Regions from separate parts of the Homo sapiens genome. Here region 1 is linked to region 2. Evidence: chromatin contacts called from ENCODE Hi-C or POLR2A ChIA-PET data. All regions are on one chromosome and are shown on one strand. Each heading gives the region's core, a stretch centred on a gene start or an enhancer-like site at or near the end of the contact. The rest is flanking DNA. Distances are from core to core; before and after follow the strand shown. Region 1 overlaps NEK10 (NIMA related kinase 10). Region 2 has its middle 51 kb from the start of SLC4A7.

What was found. A loop is a pair of places that touch in the nucleus more often than their neighbours do. ChIA-PET counts read pairs that join two places held with the same protein, here RNA polymerase II (POLR2A). Pooled maps may share reads with other maps.
Region 1: a loop to region 2 is called in a map of PC-3, with 17 times the contacts of the local background. The contact joins two enhancer-like sites. A Hi-C loop is called at or near these places in 3 of 168 maps with a recorded cell type or tissue (PC-3, mammary epithelial cell and sigmoid colon), 1 of 37 single-sample maps with no recorded cell type and 5 of 50 pooled maps. POLR2A ChIA-PET finds 5 or more read pairs at or near these places in 2 of 52 experiments (Panc1 and T-cell).

The regions. Positions count from the first base shown.
Region 1 is chr3:27,307,432-27,314,602 of GRCh38, reverse strand. It overlaps NEK10 (NIMA related kinase 10), which reads left to right. Exons shown (of 36, transcript NM_001394966.1): 7 at 265-306; 8 at 2,426-2,504; 9 at 3,587-3,654; 10 at 5,598-5,677; 11 at 6,658-6,744. Among named protein-coding and RNA genes, the nearest start is that of NEK10, 58 kb to the left of the region's middle. RefSeq lists an enhancer at 2,556-3,755. Within about 2 kb of position 3,047, at least 5 of the 41 ENCODE cell types and tissues checked have a DNase peak (open chromatin) inside an H3K27ac peak, as active enhancers do; they include PC-3 and Panc1, where a contact is called at or near this core.
Region 2 is chr3:27,532,097-27,539,575 of GRCh38, reverse strand. No RefSeq gene overlaps it. Among named protein-coding and RNA genes, the nearest start is that of SLC4A7, 51 kb to the right of the region's middle. RefSeq lists a silencer at 5,424-5,718 and enhancers at 5,086-6,029, 6,030-6,972. Within about 2 kb of position 5,140, at least 26 of the 41 ENCODE cell types and tissues checked have a DNase peak (open chromatin) inside an H3K27ac peak, as active enhancers do; they include PC-3 and Panc1, where a contact is called at or near this core.

The DNA of each region.
Region 1 (7,171 bases), core at 1,798-4,297, 220 kb after region 2:
AGGAGTTAAGAAGAATGAAGGGGCAGGCTGCGGTTCTGAGCACAGATTTATTCTCTTGATCTCAACCCAACTTTCATATTTATTAATAGTTTATTTTAAAGGTAGTATGAATGACATACTGTAAGTTTTCCGTATTTATATTAGAATGTAGACCTTCACAATATAATTATAAATATGACAACTTAGTAAAGAAATTGCATGTAAAATATACTTCCCCCTCCACCCTCATCATTTACATGTGTTTTGTTGCTTTTATTTTATTAGGAAATACTCCATAGCTTGGGTGGGATTGAAAACCTAGCTCAGGTAAGATTCCTTTTGTGGTGGCTGGTCTTGCCTTTTCATTTTGTGCCTGCTATGAGCAAGAATTAAAAGGGTATGTGACAGAAGGTGGCTTTCCTATGTTATGCTGTCTGCCCCAGAGAGGGACAGACAGCGTTAAGTGTGAGTGTGAGGCATGATACTCACAGAGCAGGGAGGAACCCACCACATTTTGTTCTGGCTAATTGGGCTCACTTTACTCAGCCTGATGAAATGAGAAAGTGCTATAAAAGGTCACATGTCTTTAGCTAGTAATAATAAGAAATAGGCAGCCAGGTGCGGTGGCTCACACCTGTAATCCTCGCACTTTGGGAAGCTGAGGTGGGTGGATCACCTGAGGTCAGGAGTTTGAGACCAGCCTGGCCAACATGGTGAAACCCCGTCTCTACTAAAAATACAAAAATTAGCCAGGCATGGTGCCAGGTGCCTATAATCCCAGCTACTCGGGAGGCTGAGGCAGAGAATTGCTTAAACCTGGGGGGCGGAGGTTGCAGTGAGCTGAAGTTGCACCACTGCACTCCAGCCTGGGCAACAGAGCGAAACTCCGCCTCACAACAACAAAAGGGGCGATGGCTGGAAGGCTGAAGCCCTTAGCATTGTATATACCATATGGTGGGAGGAAAAGAAATATGTATATATATATGCATATATATTTGAAACGGTGTCTTACTATGTTGCCTAGGCTGGTCTCAAAATGCTGGGCCCAAGCAATCCTCCTGCTTCAGCCTCCTGAGTAGCTGGGATTACAGGTGTGTGCCACTGGGCCTGGCAAGATAATAAACTGATTATGAAGATGTTCAAAACATTTTCAAACAAGAAAATGATTACTGTGCTCACTAAAATACTAATAAATAGATGACAAAGAAAGGAATGATCTTGACCTTATTTATTTTTCTGCTTTGCTAACTACTGAGCGAGGGTAAGCAAGTGAATATATATACTGAGCAACTCAGAGGCTTGCATTTATTAATACAATAAAACAAAATTTCTTTTTCTTTCTTTTTCTTTTTTTTTTTTGAGATAGGGTCTCACTTTGTCACCTAGGCTAAAGTGCAGTTGTGTGATGTCAGCTCACTGCAACCTCTGCCTCCCAAGTTCAAGTGATTCTTGTGCCTCAGTCTCCCAAGTAGCTGGGATTACAGGCATGCGCCACCATGCCCGGATCATTTTTTTTTTTTTTTGTATTTTTAGTAGAGACAGGGTTACACCATGTTGGCCAGGCTGGAATAAAACAAAATTTCTGATCACGTTTTTGAGTTGGAACAGGCTAGTCTCCTAAAACCTGTATAATGTTTACAGAAAGAATGATTTTCATAATAAACATGTGGCCCTGCAAACTCATTCTGAATAATTAATGGAAGATTAAGTTGGTGGCAATTTAACATTAAATCTACTTTATTTTATTATATTCTTAGAAAATTGATTCATGTTTATTTTTTGTTTTCAAGAACCTTTTAAATTGACTAGAGGTGTACCTCATTTAATAACTTAATATTTCATAAGATTATGTTACAAAGCATCTTCTTATCCATTTTAACTTCCATTATAATATTAGAAATTACCTGTTTCCCTGAGCCTGTTTCTTATTATAATCATTATCCACAGTGAGAATTATCAGACTACTCAGTACGCATTTTATTCTGATTATTGCTAACTGCATGTATGCTGGTTAGACATATATTCAGAGCTTATATACGTCAGTAAAATATATACAATGTATTATAAAAAATTCTCCTAAAAAGATACATTGAAGAATAAACATTCTATATACTATGTATTATGTATCTTATATGTATCTTGTATTTGGATACTAAATTACACAACAAACTTACTTAGTTAAGAGTCATTTTGAGACTTTTGAGAGTTTATAGAGTCTTGAGATGGTCTTTCCCTCAACTTCATAGCACGCAAGAGAAGCCAAAGAATCTAGAAACCCAGTCACCTTTTGCACTTGAGCGATAACTGTTCCAGGAGCATGAGAGTATTATTTGATGAATCTGTTTTGCCACCTACAGTTTATTTTAAGAACTGCAGCATCTTGTTCCTTGCTTCCTTGGGTGCTTTTGGTGTCCTGACTGGCTTGTTGGTTTGGTCCTTCATGCAGTATATGGAGATTGTAGCCAATGAGTACCTCGGCTATGGAGAAGAGCAGCACACTGTGGACAAGCTGGTCAACATGACATGTAAGTGTTATTGCAGGGACACAGCCATTTTTGTGGACTTGCTAGAAAAAGCAGTATGGTGTTTGCAGCAGGAAACAAGGATACTTTAAATATTTATTAATGTTCGCACACACAGCTCAGGTGTTGAGCATCCAGGCCAATTGTTATATTCAGTGGCAACATACAGCCAGAAGAAAGATGTTTAGATTACAACCTTTACCTTGAAAAGCACAATTTATTTAATGCAAGAGAGGCTTCCATAAAAGCAAATTTTGGTAAAATCTATTTTTGCGTCTTTTTATTTCTGTTAAAATGTCAGAGACTATCCAGTTTTTTTTCTATAAAGTTGGGTTAATCATGATTGCCTACCTCATAGAATCTGAAACATCCAGAGCATGAAAAAGAAAAATAACAACAAACCTTATCTGATGCTGCGAATGTGAAAACATTGGACTGTGAGTGTGAGGTATTCCTTAGTCACTCAATCTTCTCCCGTTGGAGGCTCTTCCCAGCCCTGCTGTCCTGCACTCCAGCTTTGATGAGTCACAGACGTCCTGCCGTGTGGGATGCCTGTCCGTTTTCTTTGTGTGACTGGACTGGCTCTTCATATCTGCTTGTGGAGCAGCACAGTGATTCTCAGATCCAGGGAGAGAAGAGTTTATGGCAAGCCCTGGGCACTAGGAAGTCTCTTTGAGGATGACTATTTTCCTCAGCTGAGGAAACGTGCAGGTTCCTCTCATTTGCTGGCCTTCCCTCTCTTCTTTATAAGTTGAAATCTTCACAGAGAGGATCTTTGAAGAATAGGCCTCACTTTGAACTGGTAATGATGTTAAGGAACTTCAAGTGGAAAGAGAGGTTTGCCTTTTTTGGTATTTTTATATTTCATTATTACAATAATATTAGAAAATAAATACCAGTGGAGCTTGAGGAGTAATTCTTGGGGTAAAAAAGTAGCCATGCTGCTCCTGCATCTGTTGTTCCTTTTGTGCTGTGTTCCCTTTGACCTTTCTCTGCCTGCCCATATGCACTGCAGATCTGTGCTCCTGGAAGTACTCCCCCTTTAATCTCTGGATGCCTCTTTGCGCTCTTTCTTTCCTTTATAGATATTTTTCAAAAACTTGCTGCAGTCAAAGATCAAAGAGAATGGGTCACCACAAGTGGAGCCCACAAGGTGAGTGGCCCCTGAAAGAGTTAATGCTTCAGCTCCCTATGGCAATAGTTCACATTAGGGAAGTTCAGAGCCTTTGCGGTTAAGTCATGTGTAATTAGAATCCACAAACCTACCAGCCTGGCCTGAGATTGTGGATCTTTGTCAACCCTTTTATATTCTTTACCAGCATTACAAGTTAATAGAGATATAATAAATACAAGTTTTCTGGAACTCTTTTCTTTTTTTTCCTATGCCATTTAATACCAACTAGGTTTATTACTTAAATATTATTTGAAAAGCCCCAGCTATGTATAAATACACCCTAGGTGTGCATTTATAAATAAGTCAACAGAAATAAACAAAATGTACATATGTATACATATAAATTCCATATGGCATGTGGGGCTATATTAGTTTGAACCATATATGATTGCCATTGTAGGTCAAAACAGACTATATTTATAGCAAAACTGTTTAGACTGTAGCCATGTGGAGCCAAGTTTCAGAAACCTGTTGAGTTTCATATCCCGGGAAGCCACTTTCTAGTGTATATGGGAGCAAGATTGCCTAAAATGTGTTAACACATGCTGCTCATGGTCTAGAGGATGATTCTAGGTGATACACAGGTCAACATTTTTTGTTTCAGTAGCCAGCTATTTCACAGGTATTATTGCTTACAATTGGAAAAAATTTTTTTGAGTTAACATTAAAGATGTTAGTTGAATATGGCAAAAAATGTGAAAATGATATGTAATGGATTGAAGTTTGGGAAACATTAGAAGACAGAGAAGAAAGAGAGAAGAAAAAGAGGAAAGGATCAGACAAATAAAGATAATGATAACTTCATTAAGATAAAATGAAATCATAAAGGCAAAAAATCCATATACTGGAAACATAAAAATTACCTTAGCCGTTGTTGCGCAGGTTGCAGCTCTGACCTGAGACATTTTGGGAGGCACTTTTCAGGGGCACTCCGCATTCTGAAAATGTAGAGAATTTTCCAAATAAGAAAATTTGCCTTAACGAGAATTCAGGGAAAGCCACTGACAAGCTACAGACTTCCAGCTAAGTCATGTTAGTTAGGATGATGCTTGGGAGCATCAGTGATGCACTTTCAACATCAATTAGAAATCTGGGAGGCAAATGGAATGCTCGATAGTATTCATATCTTGTTTAGTTTGGCAAAAGAATGAAAGTTTCAATATTTTGTTGAAAAATCGTTTCATAATTTGGAAAGTGCCTAGCACAATGCCTGGCTCAAAGTGAGTTCTCAATGGCTGATCACTACCACTATTGTAATTTATGTCATTAATCTTCCTGGTTCTTCCCAGCGTGGGATCAGAAGGGGGAGAGAATACTTGGGCACATGGAAATAGAAGGATGTATGAGAACCAGGCTGGTCATGTAGCTTGATGCCTTTTCTTCCTGTCCTGGGCAAGGAATGGCTACAAGAGGTTACTATCAAGAGTTCCAAAGTAAGGAGAGATGGACTCCTGCCATCTGTAAAGAACTGGATATTTTGAATGTTTAATAAAACTCTTTTTAAGATAAACTTTTATATTGACTGCAAAAAATAAAAAGGAAGCTGCATAAGGCTTGATAGGGCATAATTTTTTTCACTATTCTATGGGTAAAGCCATAATAAAATAAACAACTTGATTATATTGACAAAAAGTGTTTATAAAGATATATTTAATGCCATGAAAAAATTTCAGTAGATAACATTAAGAAAAAAACATAAGAGAGAGCAGCTTTAACATTATATATAGTTTGTGCTTAATTGTATATGCACATACATTATAAACTACTAAGCAAAAAAAAAAAACAGTTAAGCCTATATGATCTTAAGAGGGAAGCATTTTGTCATTCAAGCAGCTGGTAATGGAAAATAAATTAATGTTAATGTTGAAAAAAGAAGCTTGTAGTACTTATATAATTAAACTTTATTTTACTTCATTTTTCAGACATTAGTAAATTTACTTGGTGCCCGAGATACTAATGTTCTATTGGGTTCCCTTCTGGCTCTGGCTAGTTTAGCAGAAAGGTAAGTAGTGTATTCTAATATACTTTCCAGTTCTGCTACTATAGCAATTTAGGTGGTAAGGATGCAAAATAATCAGTTACTTTGTCAACTACTTAATACAATTTCTTGATAAATAAGTGTGAAATAACATGTTGAAGAGAATCCTGGATAGAAGGCATTATTTAAAAATTTAAACTGGAAAGGCAAATTGCAGTTTAAAATTTTCTTTTTATTTCCTGACTGGAAATATTTAGTCTTTTCATCTAACCCTCAGTTACTTCTAATTTCAAAATTACCATAATATTTCTTTGGCAGTTGAATCTTTCTGACCATCTTAATTCATTCTTACCTGTGAATTTTAACATACAGAACGTTTTCAAACATCTGTGGGCTTTGAAAAATTTTCAAGAAGATCTTTCCTCTTATAAATGTCATGATTATTTTAAATGTTTTTATGACAATAAGTGGACCATTGCTTTTCTGTGAATAACATATGATTCCTTTTGTTTTTTGATCTCTTCTCCCAAGATAATATTGGAGCTAGGATATTAAATAAATAAATTTATATGGTTAGGCTTTGTGTCCCCAACCAAATCTCATCTTGAATTGTAATCCCTGTAATCCCCATAATTCCCTCATGTCAAGGGAGAGACCAGGTGGAGGTCATTGAATCATGGGGCCATTTCCTCCATGCTGTTCTCATGATAGTGAGTGAGTTCTCATGAGATCTGATGGTTTTATAAGGGGCTCTTCCCCCTTGGCTCGGCACTTATCCTTCCTGCTGCCTTGTGAAGAAGGTGCCTTGCTTCTCCTTTATCTTCCACCATGACTGTAAGTTTCCTGAGGCCTCCCTAGCCATGCTGAACTGTGAGTCAAGTAAACCTCTTTCCTTTATAAATCACCCAGTCTCAGGCAGTTCTTTATACCAGTTTGAAAAAGGACTAATACATGGATCTAGCAAAATATGCTTTTAGTAATTGCTAATATTTTTCAATTTATAGTCAAGAATGTAGGGAGAAGATAAGTGAACTCAACATTGTAGAAAATCTGTTGATGATTTTACATGAATATGACTTGCTTTCTAAAAGGTAGGATTGCTAACAGTAGAAAAAGACAATGCAGTGCCTTTATTTGACAGATACACTTGTTATTATTTTTATTACGTCATGTTATTTACATTGTAACTGAATATGATGAGTCAGCTTGGCATTTATTTTCTGTTTAAGTTTATATAAAGAAAATAGAGCAAAGAAGTATATCCATTTATGTTTAGTCCTGCATTACTTCTAGATCTGGGCATAGAAGCTGATGAAATAAATTTTTGTGATATCATTTTTAATGTTTTGTTTATTGCATTTATTTATATCCTGCCTTTTTAGGGAAAGAAACTCTGAGGTGGCTCTAGTTTTAGTAATTTCAAATTGTATATTACAATAAGTGATTAGGTTGCTAAAATCCATTTGCATGAAGGCAAGTAAAATAAGATAGCAACTGACTTGTTTTGTGATCACCTGC
Region 2 (7,479 bases), core at 3,891-6,390:
CCCAGTGGCAGTGGGCTGGAAAGGAGAACCAAGACTGCTTGCAGAAAGCATGCAGTTTAGGTAACATTTTCACTTAGCATCCTCCCCATAGCAATCTCCACGTGGCAACCTTCATTCAACCCAAAACAAAGGACGTCAGGACATCAATCCCCTGTATGGCCCGTGTTCATGAGACAGTCTGGGGGTTCAGAAGTTCCTCATAGATAAGGAATGAATCTCCGCGTTGGCCACTCCTGGATTCCTTAAGCTCAGAGCTCTGAACACACATTCTTCTTTTAAGTTATTGCTGTAAGTTGCTTCTACAATACACTCCACCCCAGTATACTCTTTTTTTTTTTTTTTTTTTTTTTTTTGTGGAGGACGGAGTTTTGCTCTTGTTGCCCAGGCTGGAGTGCAGTGGTGCGATCTCGGCTCACCGCAACCTCCGCCTCCCAGGTTCAAGTGATTCTCCTGCCTCAGCCTTCTGAGTAGCTGGGACTACAGGCATGCGCCACCATGCCCAGCTAATTTTGTATTTTTAGTAGAGATGGGGTTTCTCCATGTTGGTCAGGCTGGTCTCGAACTCTCGACCTCAGGTGATCCACCTGCCTCGGCCTCCCAAAATGCTGGGATTATAGGCATGAGCCACTGTGCCTGGCCCACCCCAGTATACTCTTGAGTGACCCTCACATTCTTATCACATTGTTCTTCCATGATTTCCCTAGAGCCAGGTATGCAGAGGGCCAGGTATGTGGAGGAACATTGCAGCAAGACCCCTAAGTAGCAATACAAGCAATATAGAAGTGGCTACAGGTACTCAGGTTAGCTGCTTGGATGCACCACGGCAGGCCCAGGATGGAGAAGGGGGCAGCTGTCTGCAGACCCAATTATCTGTTTTGTTCTAAAGACAGACCACCATCTGACACATGGCGGCAAAGAGATTTGCCACACACCATCTATGGGCAAAAGCGTGAGATGTTTAGTGGGTACAAAGAAAGGGTAAGTCACGGTTATTTAATAAGACATGGGAAGTTGTGTAGTTCTGAGACAGCAACACTCTTGGCAACGGACTGCTGCCTAGTTTACAATGTCAAATGGATTGGCTCCCCTCTGCAACGTGCCACAGGAAACCCAAGCAAGACACTGGGGGCACCATAATCTTCCACTGTGAAATGACGATCGTCCCCCCGTACAAGGGAGGATCAGAACTCACCATCCCAGAAGCCTGGGCAGGGGGAGCAGGTTGGAAAATACGGTTTTTGGCTGTACTCCCATTTGCTTAGCTAAAATTGAAGGGGTGCTATTACTAAGGAAAGGAAAGAATATGTAAAAGACTGTAACTAGCAGTACATAAAACAGAAATTAAATAGAGGTGGGATGGAGAGAAATACCTTTGGTTCATCTATGATCAATGACTGAAACAGAAGTGTTAGCAAAATTTTCCAAATTGTTAAATTTAAAAATAGTTTTCCTGTGACATTTGAGCTTGCTTTTTGTCCTAATTACCTTAGCGTTCATCTTCCTTTCCTTCAATTTCATTGTTTCTTCTGTCATTCATATAAGAACTAATATACCTAACAGGAATAAGATGTGAACAAACATTAGTTCATCCATTTAGCAAATTTTTCTTGCAGGCCAACTATATAAAAAGCATTGTCCTAGGTGCTTAGCTACATCAAAAAACAAAGCCCATATTCCTGCCTTGTGACTACACAAGTGGTGGGTAATATACAGTAAACAAGAAGTTCCCATGGAAGCAAAGCTAATTCTATCATATCAACAAGATTTCAATCTCCTAGAAGGACAGAAATAATAATAATTCTGGTCTTAAAAATAATTCCCTGGTGGGCCAGGCGCAGTGGCTCATGCCTGTAATCCCAGTACTTTGGGAGGCCAAGGCAGGCCGATCACCTGAGGCCAGGAATTCGAGACCAGCCTGGCCAACATGGTGAAATCCTGCTTCTACTAAAAATACAAAACCTAGCGGGCGTGGTGCCGGGCACCTGTAACCCAGCTACTCGGGAGGCTGAGGCAGGAGAATCGCTTGAACCTAGGAGCTGGAGGTTTCAGTGAGCCTAGATAGTGCCATTGCACTCCAGCCTGGGCGACAGAGCAAGACTCTGTCTCAAATAAATAAATAAAAAAAATAAAAAATAATAATAATTCTCTGGTCTTAAAGCCCTGTAGTAGCACTCAGGTAGCACATTCTATTTGCATGCTCTCCAGTCATTTGTTGAAAGATTCTTACCAATGTAAATAAATATCTTTCTACAGTCCCTTGGGTCTAATTTTCCTTAAGAAAAAAATGGTGTTGATCTTGATACTTTTTTTCATAATCAATTTGATCAGTATTTTAGAAACCCAACCTGAAGTAGCTTAGGCCAAAAACAAAACAAAACAAAACGAAAAGGCCGGCGCGGTGGCTCACGCCTAAAATCCCAGCACTTTGGGAGGCCGAGGAGGGCGGATCACCTGAGGTCAGGAGTTCATAGACCAGCCTGGCCAACATGGTGAAACCCCATCTCAACTGAAAATACAAAAAAATTAGCTGGGCGTGATGGCGGGTGCCTGTAATCCCGGCTATTTCGGGAGGCTGAGGCAGGAGAATCGCTTGAACCCAGGAGGCAGAGATTGCAGTGAGCGGAGATCACGCCATTGCACTCCAGCCTGGGCAACAAGAGTGAAATTCTGTCTCAAAAAAAAAAAAAAAAAAAGGAGAAGGTAGTGGTGATCATCTTTAAAAAGTATTCTGGCATATGTTATCCCTAAGTGGCAAGCTGAATGATCTTAGGGACAAATAGAACCAGAAACTGAAATGCAGCCAGCACTTTCTCTGTCTCATCTCTCCAAGTGTGAGCTCTTTTTTTTTCTTTCTGAAAATTGGCTTCCTCCATATGGCAAGGAACACCACATCTCCAAATTTCACACCCCATGCTCTCATACAAGAGAATATGGGATTCTCTGCCAAACTAGCCTGACTTGGGACAGGCACACTGATAATCTACAGCTAAAGAATCAGGATGACAGCAAAGACATGGCCCCTAGGTACCGACTTCTTGGATATCTTGAGCTGAATGAGCATGGAAGCAACTTGATGGGTTGTCATAAGATTTGAGAACATCTCATCAGTCACTTTTCTGAGAAAAGATACCCAAGGTTAAGTGAGATAAGAGCAGAATTCTTCTGAAAAAGTGTTAACAAGTCAGTCTGCCAGAGTCTGATCCCAGGTCTTCATGTTTTTCATAGAATTTTAATTTTAATTTTTTTTTTTTTTTTTTTTACAGGCAGGGTCTTGCCCTGTTGCCCAGGGTGGAGTGAAGTGGTGCAATTGTAGCTCAGGGCAAGCTTGAACTCCTGGGCTCAAGTGATCCTCCCACATCATCATCCTGAGTAGCTGGGACTACAGACGCACACCACCATATCTAGCTAATTTTTAACCTTTTTGTAGAGACAGGGTCTCACTATGTCGCCCAGGCTGCTCTCAAGCTCCTGGCCTCAAGTAATCCTCCTGTCTTGGTATTCCAAAGAGCTGGGATTAAAGGCAGGAGCCAAACAACTGGTCACTTTTTTGAGAGAATTTTTAAAGATGTGTCATGAATACCAGGCTAGTTAGGCATAAAGTCACAATTAGGTGTGTGTGTTGTTTTGCTTTGGAATGGGCCTGGGGCATCTTTCAAATGTATATGCCCACAAGTAAATGGGTAGTTCAGGAAGTTCTTTTGTAATATCCACAAATAATTATCCTTAAAAACAAGTAACTGAGACATTAATGAAAAAATATTCTGCAAACACTGAAGCCTTTTATTTTAAAATGTCAAGGTCTCAGGAATACAACTCCAAGTTTATAATCTTTATTTTCCACTTAGTGGTGATATGCATTATAATTTTTTCTCCCCTAAATGAGAATGCTTTGAATCAAATAATACTTCTTCCTTCCGCTGTGTCTGTGCCAACAGTGGCAGCTGAGTTCATTTTCATTACCTCAGCATTGTTACCAAGAGTTTAAATAGGTTGACTAACATTTGGAACACCAGGACAGAGGCTCTGTTTTTCTGGGCTTTGTAAAATACCTAATATAGTGACAATATGTGGGCATACAGATATATTGTAATTATATACTAGAAATGACACAGAGTACCTAGACTCCTCTGGGTAGAAAAAAGCCAAGCTTTGATTTCCACACTCAAACCAGCTGAAAAGTCAGAGCTTTTTTTCATTTGTAATTCCTCACTTTCTGAAAGCAAACTGAAATGCCTGTGGCCAAATGCCTTCTCTGAGTCAAATCCAGGTTGAGTCCTCCATGAGCTCAAAACCTGCTCTGTGTGTGTGTGTGTGTGTGTGTGTGTGTGTGTGTGTGTGTGGTCATCTTGATTTCTTTCAACCATCTTAAATGGCTTGATTTATTGCCCAATGTCACTGAAATAAAAACTAGCCGTTAGGGTAGCCCAAATTGTCAAATCACTGGTTTTCAAGCTGCTGTTTTTTGGTTCCTGGTCCTGGCATGACACCGTGACTTTATAGAACATTCTCCATTGTAGAATTCTGGGTGGTCTTGAGGTCCTTTCCCAGTACTAAACGGTACCAGGCATAGCACCAATGGGAGGAACATCAGGAAGATGTCCTTTTTTTTTTTCTTTTTTTTTTTTCTGAGACAGAGTCTCACTCTGTCTCCCAGGCTGGAGTGCAATGGTGCTATCTCGGCTCACCGCAACCTCCACCTCCCAGGTTCAAGTGATTTTCCTGCCTCAGCCTCCTGAGTAGCTGGGATTACAGGCGTATGCCACTACACCTGGCTAATTTTTGTATTTTTAGTAGAGACGGGGTTTCACCATGTTGGTCAGGCTGGTCTCGAACTCCTGAACTTGTGATCTGCCTGCCTTGGCCTCCCAAAGTGCCGGGATTACAGGCGTGAGCCACCGCACCCGGCCGGAAGATGTCATTTCAAAGCCATGTTGTTCTTTCAGATTCTAGAGTTGATGGTTAACACTGGCAGTCCCTCCTGACTGCCCTCCCGACGCACACTCCCAGGCTAATGAGGAAAAGTCCTAGAGAGCAGCATCAGATGCTTGTTCATGTATAGAGTTTGGTCAACATCACCAGCCCCGGCCCTCCTCTAGCTGACAAACAGGCAGTTGTCTATTTTGGCTTTGACTAGACTCTACTTCCGTTTACCTCAGTCATATCCTTTTTAGATTTGTTTCTCTCCCTTCCCCCACCTTCCTCTTTCCCACTGTTATTTATAAACGTTATACACTTGTTTACAGAGAAAAGAACAAACTTTAAAATTAATTGTTGATACAATTGCCAAATGAATAATGTCCAGGTGTCCGCTTTTAAGCATCACAGGCATCTCTAGTCATCGCTTTTTAGTTGTTACCCTAGGATTGAGAAGACCAACAGCAGGAAAGGTGGTGACTCACACTCAGAACCCAAAAAACAAACACCCACTAATGACTCACACCCTGGAACCAGGGAGATTTTGAGACTTTCTTTTGCTGAAAAAATGCATATGCAAACAACATTCCCATCACCAGGAGGCCAAGCTGGCTCTTCCTGCACGGAATGGGGCTCTGCTGAGGTGGCTGCGAGTCAGGGATGTGTCACCGACCCAGGGATGGAGTTTACTGGGTTAGTAGATGGAGGGCAGCTAAAACTAGAATTTCTTCTTTGCTTTTTTCCAAATGCCTGCTGGAGAAAATCCGATGTATCCTGTGTGAGTCAGTTGTGAGTGTATCTGCTGGGATAAGGGCAAGTTAAGTCACCACTCTCCATCCCCTCTGCTTGTTTTAATTGTGATTTTAATTAGCACGCAGGTCATCTGAGCAGAGGTGTGGCCTTTCATCTGAATGTGGATTTTCTGTCTGTGTGGTCCTTGATTGGCTACTTGGATCTTATAATGATAAAAGAATTTTTAAAGTACCTTTTCTTTCCAAAGTTTAGGGCTTTACTGAACTTTAAATATAAACTTAGGGCCCTCTGTTTATATTTAGATAAAAAAAGAATTGTGAAGATAAAGGATCTTTTGTGGCAAAGTGCTTTGAAACCCTGAGATGAAAGGGAACCCGTAAAGAGAAATTAACCTCATTTATTTTTTAAGCAGCATTTTGCTGCGTGTGTGGACAAATGTAATTTGAGGCAGCTTGAATTAAGAGCCTTGTCTTCACTCCACTCATAACCCTCCCTGTCTCCAACTGAGTCGAAGCACCTCTTTTTTCTTTCACTTCTCTATTCCTCAAGCCAGAGCTTGTCTGGTAGGGAAGGCAAATTCAGGCTTGTAATCCATCCTCTCCCCCCAGGTCTGACTACTCCCTGGCTGGACTTCCGCAGGGGCACCCAGTCCCCTTTGTGGAAGATCCAAAGCTCAACACAGAAAGGGAAAAGCAAGATGTGTGGAGTGGGAGACTTGCTTGGCTTTGCTTCCATTACTTTTGAGAACTCTCATTACATTCCTGAATCCACTGATGCATAGGTGGCAAAGCATTCAAAAGCGCTTTGGGGCAAGACTACTATTTAACTGAGACACACTGGTACCACCACGCCTATTACTAAAATATTAAAATATTTATATTTTGATTTGTAAATAGCCATTGCCCATGCCTTCACCATTGTCAAATATTTTTAATTGTACCAATTGTTTGTAAGCTAGGAGAGGGTTTACCTTCTTAGTTTCACACAGTGTTTAGCCTATCTTGTATATACTAATATGCATATTATGCATAGTATTTGAAATGCATATACTAATTGGTTAGGGGAAGAGAATGCAAAATTCCAGCTGCGTTTTTAGGCTGTCAGGGTAGTGAGAGACCAGTTTGGAGTCTCCCTACAAACTGTATTTGAGTGCTTCTAAGACAGAATTTAGAACTCGAGTTCTCCCATTCATTCTCTTTGGGATTCTGAACCAAGGGAGGGCACACAAAAGGATCGGTGACTGGATAGGAAACAATACCCTTCTACTTAGGAAGCACCAGCTGAAGGCCTAATAACCTCTGGGAGTCTGTGCTGGAGGCAAGGCCCAGGCCTGGGGCTAAAGTTCTCTACTTTCCAATCCGGAGATTCTCAGAGACCCTGTTCCGGGTGCAGAGATACTGAGACACAGGGGGCCAACGTTCCTGAGCCCACCACTTTAAGGCAAGTGGCCTGGCCAGAGAAAAATGGTCCAGTTCACCCAAGTGCTAGAAATACAGGAGAAAGAATGAAGCTTGGTCTCTGCTTTTGAGGTACACCCCCAAAATGTGGCCCCATTAATGTCTCAGATTTTGACCAACCACAACTTTTCTTCTGGTCGGTAAGAATGGAGGATGAGACCCTATTGAGAAAGCCCAAACATTGAAGCGGTGGCCTGCCCCTCCACACCTGTGGGTATATCTCGTCAGGTGGGAAGAGAGACTGAGTAAAGAAATAAGACACAGAGACAAAGTATAGAGAAACAACAGTGGGCCCAGGAGACCGGCACTCAGCATACCAAGGACCTACACAGGCACTGGTCTCTGAGTTCCCTCA